Linked DNA regions of Homo sapiens: region 1 is linked to region 2. A link is an interaction called in ENCODE POLR2A ChIA-PET data of the cell type or tissue named here. Cell type or tissue: OCI-LY7. All regions are shown on one strand. Links, peaks and the distances in the headings refer to the core of each region. The heading gives the core; the rest is flanking DNA.

Evidence for each region. Peaks named below come from ENCODE experiments on the same cell type or tissue, not always from the same donor. Only the 100,000 strongest peaks of a DNase experiment are listed, where the experiment ranks them.
Region 1: POLR2A ChIA-PET joins it to region 2 with 6 read pairs; 4 of 35 experiments call an interaction of 5 or more read pairs at or near these places.

The regions. Positions count from the first base shown.
Region 1 is chr17:17,606,492-17,611,865 of GRCh38, forward strand. No RefSeq gene overlaps it. Among named protein-coding and RNA genes, the nearest start is that of PEMT, 17 kb to the left of the region's middle. In OCI-LY7, for the core only: no CTCF peak of the experiment used is centred there; a DNase peak (open chromatin) is centred at 2,830.
Region 2 is chr17:17,657,861-17,663,234 of GRCh38, forward strand. No RefSeq gene overlaps it. Among named protein-coding and RNA genes, the nearest start is that of SMCR2, 17 kb to the right of the region's middle. RefSeq lists an enhancer at 5,243-5,332. In OCI-LY7, for the core only: a CTCF peak has its summit at 4,156 (motif pointing left); no DNase peak of the experiment used is centred there; H3K4me3 peaks cover 256 bases.

The DNA.
Region 1 (5,374 bases), core at 174-5,173, 51 kb before region 2:
ATCTGCTCTTGCTCCAAACATCTGTGCTGCTGCTGTTGCCTTGTATGTATGCGGGAATAGCTAAAGCCAGTTCCTTGGAAATGGAACTACATGCTTTTTCTTCCAGTCACTACACATAAATGACTTCTACTTTTCCACTTCCTAGTCAGACTTCTCCTTCAGACTCTGAACTCTATCCACCCGCTGGACTCCTCTGAGGAGCTCTTACAGGCACCTCACCCCATCTCCTCCTACTCCTTCCCCTCCACTCCCTATTTCTTGACCCCAGCCCTCCCCCATCCTAGGTCCCAGTCACCCTAACCAGACATCCAGGCGCCACTCAGACCCCTCCCTCTTGCTCCCTGTCACGACTAATCAGTCATCGACTCCCGTAATTGTTCCTCTGAAATAGCACTGCTCAGGCTTCATCAGCTGGCACCTGGACAATCCAGACAGCTGGCTTTCTCAAGCTTCCATCCTTTCCAAAGCACCCTCCACCCAGGAGCAGGTGACTCCCTTGCTCAAAACCTTGCAATGACTCCCTACTGCCCAAACCAAAATCCCATCTTCCCAGGCTGGTGTATGAGACCCTTCCATGAATCAGTTCTTTCATTTATTGATTTGCTCATTCATTCAATTTTCTGAGCATCTACTATGTGTGAGAGACTGGCAAGCGTCTACTGAGCATCTACCATGTGTGAGACAAGCCAAGCAGGTGACCAGTGGGACAGTAGGGGCCTGTGGGGGACAATGGAAACAGAGAGGAGGGGACCAAATCCAGGAGAAGGTGGTCACCCTGTACCCACCCCAACTCCAGCCATTTAAATTATCTCCAGTTCCCAGAATGCACCATGCTCTTTCATGTCTGGGGAACTTTGCAAACCCACTGAAAACTCTTCTCCTGTCACCCTTTTTGCAAACTCCTTCAAGCCTTCACAACCTGGTTGAACTGTCTTGTCCTGTGCAAAGCCTCCCCCCAATGCAGAGTTGATTCTGTCAGTCCTGCCTTTGAGCCCCCACAGCCTAGCAGAGACCTCATTACAATGTTGATCTCATCCAGTTACTGTTTTTTTGGTTTTGTTTGTTTGAGACAGAGTCTTGCTCTGTCACTCAGGCTGGAGTGCAATGGCGTGATCTTGGCTCATTCCAACCTCTGTCTCCTGGGTTCAAGCAATTCTCCTGCCTCAGCCTCCCAAATAGCTGGGATTACAGGCATGCACCACCACACCTGGCTAATTTTTGTATTTTTAGTAGAGATGGGGTTTCACCATGGTGGCCAGGCTGGTCTCAAACTCCTGACCTCAAGTAATCCATCTGCTTCGGCCTCCCAAAGTGCTAGGATTACAGGTGTGAGCCACCACACCTGGCTCATTCAGTTATTGTTTTAACTATGATGATCTTTATGGAAAATGAAATGCCGTGTTGGTTTTACTTTCTGATGGTACAGACACATCAGGGAACCACAAGTGCCTCTCCCCCAACTCCCTGCACCTCCCACCTCCACCAAGGAGAAAGCAATTTTTCCCATCTAAACTTCTGGCATGTGCTAACTCTGGTTCTCAAGCAGGGCTGATTTTTTTTTTTCTTTTGAGATGGAGTCTCACTCTGTCTCCCAGGCTGGAGTGCAGTGGCGTGATTTCGGCTCACTGCAACCTCCGCCTCCTGGGTTTAAGCGATTCTCCTGCTTTAGCCTCCCAAGTAGCTGGGGTTACAGGTGCACGCCACCACGCCCGGCTAATTTTTTGTATCTGTGGTAGAGATGGGGTTTCACCATGTTGACCAGGCTGGTGTCAAACTCCTGACCCCCTGATCTGCCTGCCTCGGCCTCCCAAAGTGCTGGGATTACAGGTGTGAGCCACTGCGTGGGGCTGATTTTGGCACACACACACACACACACACACACACACACACCCTAGGGACATTCTTCAAAGTCTGGACACACTTTTGATTGTCACAGCTGGGTGGGGATGGGGGTGCTATGGACATCTAGTGGGTAGAGGCCAAGGAAGCTGCTAAAAGTCTACAATGTGCAGGGGCCGGTCGCGGTGGCTCACGCCTGTAATCCCAGCACTTTGGGTGGCCAAGGCGGGTGGATCACGAGGTCAGGAGATCGAGACCATCCTGGCTAACACAGTGAAACTCCGTCTCTACTGAAAATACAAAAAATTAGCTGGGTGAGGTGGTGGGCGCCTGTAGTCACAGCTACTCGGGAGGCTGAGGCAGGAGAATGACATGAACCTGGGGGGTGGAGCCTGCAGTGAGCTGAGATCACACCACTGTACTCCAGCCTGGGTGACAGAGCAAGACTCCATCTCAAAAAAAAAAAAAAAAAAAAAAAAAAATTCTACAATGTGCAGGACAGCCCTCACAACCAACAATTATCCAACCCAAAATAGAACAGTGCCAAGGCTGAGAAACTGTCCAAATTATAGGTGGAAATATAGTTGTGTGTGTGTGTTTCGGCATTAGAGGGCATTCCCGGGCCTAGGTGGGCTCTGGAGATGGCCCATGCTCAGGTTTTTATGCCGGGAAGGTGCAGGTGCATGGAGGACATTGGCCAGCTGGGCTGTGAGGAGGAGCTGTAGGCAGGTGCTTGCAGAGATGAAGAAGGGAGCCCTCGGTCTGGCTGAATCCCTGGATGGATCATGGGGCCTGTGGGCTCCTCAAGGGGAGGAGACCTGCCCTCCCTTGAATCCAAGCTGGGAGATGGTGGTGCCTCCCAGGAGGGTAAGTGGGCACCTCGCTGCCTTCCACCTCTGAAGGGCCAAGTGGTGCCCAGGATATCCATGTTTTGGCTTCTTCCTGGGCACATGTGGAGACTCCATTTCCCAGGGCCCCTTGCAGGTAGGTGTGGCCACATGACAGGTTCCAGCCAATGGAGTGTGATAGGAAGTAATGTCACCACTCCAGGCCTGGCCATGGAATTCTCGCACCACCCAGGCTCTCTCCTTCCCAGTAGTATCCTAGCTGAGCCAGAGGACGCTGAAGGCCTACAGGGCAGCAGAGCCACAGACGGAAGGAGCCTGGGTGCTTGAGTGACTATGCAGCCTCCCCGGCCTGCCATCCCGTCTGGTTGGACTGTGACATGAAACAGATGTGAAATAGATCTTCATCGTGTAGAGCCGTGGGCCTTCGAGCTTTACTTGTTACAGCAACTAATTTTATTTAACTAATACTGGTGGGTCAGCAGGAACGTCCAAGGTGAAAGACAAAATTCCCCTTCAGTTTTTCAGGGCTGTTTAACTCCTAAGATCCAGGGCTGATCCTTAATTATTCCACCCTCCTCGCCCACCCCATTCTCCATTAGACTCTTGTAGTTTTTGCCAACCTTGGCAAGTGGGGCCTTGAGTAGGCCTTAATTTGATCCTTAAAAGTAAAGGGATTTCTTCCACCCTGAGAGTTGTGTGATAGTTTGTACCAGTTACAAAATTTGTGTTCTTTTTCTTGATGGACTGTGAGCCCCTTGAGGGGAAGGCCTGGGCCTGATTTGCGGATGTCACAAAGGCCCAGTAGTGGGCTGGGTAGGCAGCAATCTTGAGGAACTATTTGTGGAAATCTCTGAGCATGTGATGCCCCTGATTGGCCAGATCATTCTGCCTTTATGGTGTTTGGTATGGTTGTTTTTTTTTTTTGAGACCCGGGTCTCACTCTGTTGCCCAGGCTGGAATACAGTGGTGCAGTCACAGCTCTCTATAGCCTCCACCTCCTAGGCTCAAGCACTTCTCCCAACTCATCTTGGAATACAGTGGTGCAGTCACAGCTCTCTATAGCCTCCACCTCCTAGGCTCAAGCACTTCTCCCAACTCATCTGGGACTACAGGCATGCACCACCATGCACAGCTAATATTCTTATTTTTTTTTATAGAGATGGGAGTCTCGCTATGATGCCCAGGCTGGTCTCGAACTCCCGAGCTCAAGTGATCTGACCTCCCAAAGTGCTGGAATTACAGGCATGAGCCACCGCGCCCTGTCTTCCTTTGTTTGTGTTGATTACGAATACATTCACTTGCAAAAAATAACAAAAAAAACCCCCAGAAAATCCGATCAACAGAGACGTAAACAAATAGGTGTTTCGTTGTGTGTGTGTTTTTTTGTTTTTTTTTGTTTTTCATGGAACACAAGCTCGAAGCAGGCAGTTGCAAGCATGAGGGAACTTGACTTTGCCATCCCTATACTGACCTTTTTATTCTGATGCTTCGGCCTCATAGGCACAAGATGGCTGCCATAGCTCTAATCATCACACTGGGGCTCGAGGCAAGCAAAGGTGAGAGAAATGTCTAGGGCCATGCTAACTGTATCTGTCTCTTCATCAGGGCAGCAAAAGCTTTTCCAGAAATCCCCCCAGCAGACTTCCACTTTAAGAGTGATTGGCCTGAATTGGGTCAAATGTCTAGTACAAGAGGCTAGGAAGTTAAAACAGTCATGATTGGCTTAGAACACTGATTCACAAATGAATCTGTAGGGGTGGGTTGCCCCTCCACACCTGTGGGTGTTTCTCGTAAGGTGGAACGAGAGACTTAGGAAAGAAAAAGACACAGAGACAAAGTGTAGAGAAAGAAATAAGGGGACCCGGGGAACCAGCGTTCAGCATATGGAGGATCCCGCCAGCCTCTGAGTTCCCTTAGTATTTATTGATCATTCGTGGGTGTTTCTCCGAGAGGGGGATGTGTCAGGGTCACAAAACAATAGTGGGGAGAGGGTCAGCAGACAAACACGTGAACAAAGGTCTTTGCATCATAGACAAGGTAAAGGATTAAGTGCTGTGCTTTTAGATGTGCATACACATAAACATCTCAATGCTTTACAAAGCAGTATTGCTGCCCGCAGGTCCCACCTCCAGCCCTAAGGCGGTTTTTCCCTATCTCAGTAGATGGAGCATACAATCGGGTTTTATACCGAGACATTCCATTGCCCAGGGACGGGCAGGAGACAGATGCCTTCCTCTTGTCTCAACTGCAAGAGGCATGCCTTCCTCTTATACTAATCCTCCTCAGCACAGACCCTTGCTGTCGGGCTGGGGGACGGTCAGGTCTTTCTCTTCCCACGAGGCCATATTTCAGACTGTCACATGGGGAGAAACCTTGGACAATACCTGGCTTTCCTAGGCAGAGGTCCCTGCGGCCTTCCGCAGTTTTTGTGTCCCTGGGTACTTGAGATTAGGGAGTGGTGATGACTCTTAAGGAGCATGCTGCCTTCAAGCATTTGTTTAACAAAGCACATCTTGCACCGCCCTTAATCCATTTAACCCTGAGTTTGACACAGCACATGTTTCAGAGAGCACGGGGTTGGGGGTAAGGTCATAGAATCTCAAGGCAGAAGAATTTTTCTTAGTACATAACAAAATGGAGTCTCCCATGTCTACTTCTTTCTACACAGACACAGTAACAATCTGATC
Region 2 (5,374 bases), core at 120-5,119:
TCTCATTTGCAGTGGTGACCCCCCCTCAATTCCCACTGCCCCCCTGCATTGACCAAAGTCAAGTGGCCTACAGCCCCTGTCCCTACCTCCTTTTCATATGCTTTCCTGAATAGTGAGTCTGGAAACCTGAAATCATAGTCCCAGACTCCCTTGCAGCTCGGTTCTAGATGTGAACTTGGCTCTGACCATTAGATTCACTGACATGTGTGACCAGAATGCTTTCTGGTGGGAAAGTGTGGGAGAAGCTCCTCCCTGCTGCAAAGGCACGTGTCCCTACAGCAGTGTCACTGGCTCCAGCTGCAGCTTTGTGAGTGGTGAGAGGGTCTCACTCTGTTGCCCAGGCTGGCATGATCTCGGCTCACTGCAACCTCCGCCTCCCAGGTTCAAGCAATTCTCCTGCTTCAGCTTCCTGAGTAGCTAGGACTACGGACACCTGCCACCATGCTCTGCTAATTTTTGTATTTTTTGGTAGAGATGGGGTATCACCATGTTGGCCAGGCTGGTCTTGAACTCCTGACCTCAAGTGATCTGCCCATCTCGGCCTCCCAAAGTGCTGGGATTATAGGCATTGAGCCTCTGTGCCTGGCCAGCTTTTAAGAACAAAGTTTGCACCTGGGCAGTGCATGGCTCATGCCTGTAATCCCAGCACTTTGGGAGGCAGAGGCAGGAGGATCAGTTGAGGCCAGGAGCTCAAGATCAGCCTGGACAATATAGTGAAGTACCACGTCTCTACAAAAAAATTAAAAATTAGCCAGGCATGGTGGCACACACTGGCAGTCCCAGCTACTGGGGAGGCTGAGGCAGGGGGATCACTTAAGCCCAGAAGTTTAAGACTGCAGCAAGTTGTGATTGCCCACACTGCACTCCAGCCTGGGTGACAGAGCAAGACCCTGTCTCCATAAATCAATCAATCAATCAAGGTCGCACAATGTCTTTTTAGATACGACACCAAAGGGACAATCTGTGAAAGAAAGAATTAGTAAGTTGGACCTCATTAAAATAAAGAACTTCTGCTCTGCTCTACAAAAGGCTGTCAAGAGAATGAAAAGCCAAGCCAGAGACTGGGTGAAAATATTTGCCACAGACATATCTGATAAAGGGCTGTTATCCAAAATTTATGAAGAACTCTTAAAACTCAACAGTAAGAAAATGAACAATCCAGTTAAAAAATAGGGATGGATGTGGTGGCATACTGCTGTAGTCCCAGATACTAAGGAGGGTAGGGCAGGAGGATTGCTTGATCCCAGGAGTTCAAGTTCAGCCTGGGCAGCATAGCAAGACCCCATCTCTAAAAAACAAAAGATCTAAACAGACACCTCACCCAAGATACACAGAAAGCAAAAAGGCATATGAAAAGAGGCTCAACATCATACATCATCAGGTTAATGCAAATTAACACAACAGTGAGAGCCTCTACACACCTATCAGAATGGCCAAGATCCAGAATGCTGACAACATCAAATGCTGGTGAGGATGTGGAGCCACAGGAACTCTCACTCATGCTGGTGGGAATGCAAAATGATACAGCCACTTTGGAAGACAGTCTGGCAGTGTTATGGACTGAATGTTTTTGTTCTCTCAAATTTCGTATGCTGAAGCCCCAGCCCACTTTGTGACTGTATTTATTTGGAGACAGGGCCTTTATGGAGGTGATTAAGGCTAAATGAGATCATAGGGATGGGGCCCCAATCCAATAGGATGAGTGTCTTTATAAGAAGAGACATGAGAGCAAGCTCTGAGCTGGCTGCCTCTCTCTCTTCCCCACCCCACCTTGTGAGGACAAAGCGAGAAGGCAGCCATCTCTGAGCCCAGAGAAGAGCTGCGGGATTAAACCTACCTTGCCCACACTTTGATCTTGGACTTCCAGCCTCCGGAACTGTGAGAAATAAATTTCTGTTGTTTAAGCCACAAAGCCTGTGGTATTTTGTTATGGCAGCCTGAGTTAAGACACGCAATTTTCTTACAAATGAAACAGATTCTTACCATGTGATCCAACAGTCATGCCTCTTGGTATTTACCCAAATAAGTTGAAAACATATATCCACAAAAAACCCAGCACACAGATGTTTATAGCAGCTTTTTTCATAGTTGCCAAAATTTAGAAGCAACCAAGATGTCCTTCAGTAGGTGGATGGATAAATAAACCGTGGCACACCCAGACAATGAAATATTATTCAGCGCTAAAAAGAAATGAGCTAGTAAGCCACGAAAAGACATGGAGGAATATTAAATGAATTTTACTAAGTAAAAGAAGCCAATCTGAAAAGGCCACATACTGTGTGATTCTAAATATGTTACATTCTGGAAAAGGCAAAACTATGGAGACAGTAAAAAGGTCAGGGTTTGTGGCCAGGGCACAGTGGCTCACGCCTGTAATCCCAAAACTTTGGGAGGCCGAGGTGAGCAGATCACGAGGTCACAAGTTCAAGATCAGCCTGACCAATATGGTGAAACTCCATACTACTAAAAATACAAAAATTAGCCGGGCGTGGTGGTGCATACCTGTAGTCCCAGCTACTCGGGAGGCTGAGGCAGGAGAATTACTTGAACCTGGAAGGTGGAGGTTTCAGTGAGCCGAGATTGTGCCGCTGCACTCCAGCCTGGGAGACAGAGCAAGACTCTGTCTCAAAAAAAAAAAAAAAAAAAAAAAAAGTCAGGGTTTATGGGGAAGATGAATAGGCAGAGCACAGAGAAATTGCAAGGCCGTGGAACAAGTCAGTATGACCCATGGCATTATAACTACAGATGAACAACACCAAGAGGGACCCTAACCTAAGCCACGGACTTCCAGTGATAATGATGTGTCGATGTAGGTTCAGGACTGGAACAAATGTACCATCTGGCGGGGGGTGCTGACAATGGGGGTGGGGAGCTGTGCACATGTGGGGGCAGCAAGGACATGGGAAATCTCTGCAACTTCCACTCAGTTTGGCTGTGAATCTAAAACTGCTCCAACAAGAAAGAAAGTCTATTAAAAAAAATACATACATACATAAAGAGCAAAAGTTGATTTCTTGCTCATGCTACGTCTGACCAGGGAGCAGGAAGACACTACATGGTGCAGCCAGTCTGGGTCCAGGCTGACTGAGATTCTGTTTTGATGGGGTCTCACCAGCTCAGGGAAAGGAAAGTGAAGAATTGCACACCAACTCCGGAAGCTGCTTCCGGGAAGTGACATCCTCATTTCTGCTCACATTTCATTGGCCAAAGCAAGTTACAGACAGCCTTGACCTTGAAGCGCGTGAAGAAGCGCACTTCACCTTGGCTGGTGCCAGGAAGGAGAACTGGGGTGCTCATGCCCTCCATGGACCACCACATTCTGCTAAAAACACTCAGCATGGTGTGCACTGAGCCCTGCCTCACACACATGCGCACGTGCACACACACACACACACACACACACACGAGCATACGCACACACCCCTCCTGGTCAAGCCCCTGACGCTTTTGCCTGGTCTTTCCTCAGCAGCTGAGAACAAGGGCCCTCAGTTTTGGATGCGAAGCATTTCCAGATCGGTTGATCAAATATTTACTGAGAAATTACCAGCTGGGCACAGTGGCTCATGCCTGTAATCCCAGCACTTTGGAAGGCCGAGGCAAGTGGATCATCTGAGGTCTGGAGTTCAAGACCAGCCTGGCCAACATGGTGAAACCCTATCTCTACTAAAAATACAAACATTTGCTGGGCGTGGTGGCATGCGCCTATAATCCCAGCTACTCAGGAGGCTGAGGCAGGAGAATCATTTGAACCCAGGAGGCGGAGGTTGCAGTGAGCTGAGATCGCGCCATTGCACTCCAGCCTGGGCTACAAGAGCAAAACTCCATCTCAAAACAAAACAAAAACAAAAACATAAACAAAAAAGAAAATAAACTACTATATTCACGGCAAAGACAGATTAAGGACAAGGCAGTTGAAAATGAAATGACAGGACCTGAAGAAAAGTGTGTTTCCCAGAGCTGCTCTCACGAGCTCTCCGGGAGGTGGGAGGGTCACTCAGCCCCAAGCTTTGTGAGATGTTGGGTGTTGGTGTGTGGCCAGGTATATTTACGTATAATTTACATACAATTAAACTCATCAATTTTTAGCATACAATTCTATGGATTTTGACAAATGTGTCAAATCACATAACTGCCTCAAGCCCCCTTGTGGTCAGGTCAGCCTTTTCCCCATCCCCAGTTCCTGGCAACCGCTGATTAGTTTTCTGTCCCTATCATTTTGTCACTCCCGGAATGTCACATAATAGAATCCTGCAGCCTACAGCCTTTCAAGGCTGGCTACTTTTGCTCAGCATAATCCACTTAAGATTCACTGATATTTTTGTACGTACCAGTAGCTTGTTCCTTTTTTTTGAGACGGAGTTTCACTCTTGTGGCCCAGGCTGGAGTGCAATGGCACGATCTCAGCTCACTGCAACCTCCGCTTCCTGCGTTTAAGCGATTCTCCTGCCTCAACCTCCCAAGCAGCTGGGATTACAGGCATGCACCACCAAGCCTGGCTAATTTTGTATTTTTAGTAGAGACAGGGTTTCTCCATGTTGGTCAGGCTGGTCTCAAACTCCTGATCTCAGTGATCTGCCCGCCTTGGCCTCCCAAAGTGCTGGGATTACAGGCATGAGCCACCGCGCCTGGCCATTTGTTCCTTTTTATTGACAAATACTATTTCCTTGTCTGGACATACCGCATGTTGCCTCTCCATTCATCAGTGGATGAACAATGGGCTGTTTTCACCAGTGCACTTGCCTTGGAATCCACAAACTGCAAATGGCAGTGGCCTTGCCCATCCCACCCACACCGCTGCAGTGCGCGGCCTGCTCGTTGGGCCACAGATACATGAACCTCCACCTGCCTCAGGGCCTCTGCACTTACTGTTGCGATGCTTGCGATGCTCTTCCCATGACTCTGGCCTCCTTCCTCAGAACCTCTGCTCATAAGTCACCTCTCTGACCACCCTGTCCTCAGTTTCCACCCCATCACTCTCTGTGCCCTCCTCCTGCTGTTCCTTCTCCCAGCACCCACTGGAGTCTCTGGTTTTGTTTGCTTGTTTGTGTATTGTCCATCTCCCACCAGACTGGAGACTGGAGACCCTCAGCGGAGGAAGTCTCTGTTCATGGCTGTATCCCCAGGGCCTGACACAGAGTGGACTCTAAATATGAGTTGAGTGAGCAGCTGCTGGTACAGGATCACAGGAGGATTAAATGAAATAGCGAGTGTGAGTGCCCTTTGCAACCTGCTGTGCTTATTGAGGGGGAAACAGGCTGAGAAAGGTGCAGTGACCAACCCAGGGCCACCAGGTCAGAGCGATAGACACCCAGGCCTACACCCCTCCCTGGGCCACCCTCCTGTCCACCCTGCCTCAGGGCCAGCGTTCCTAAGG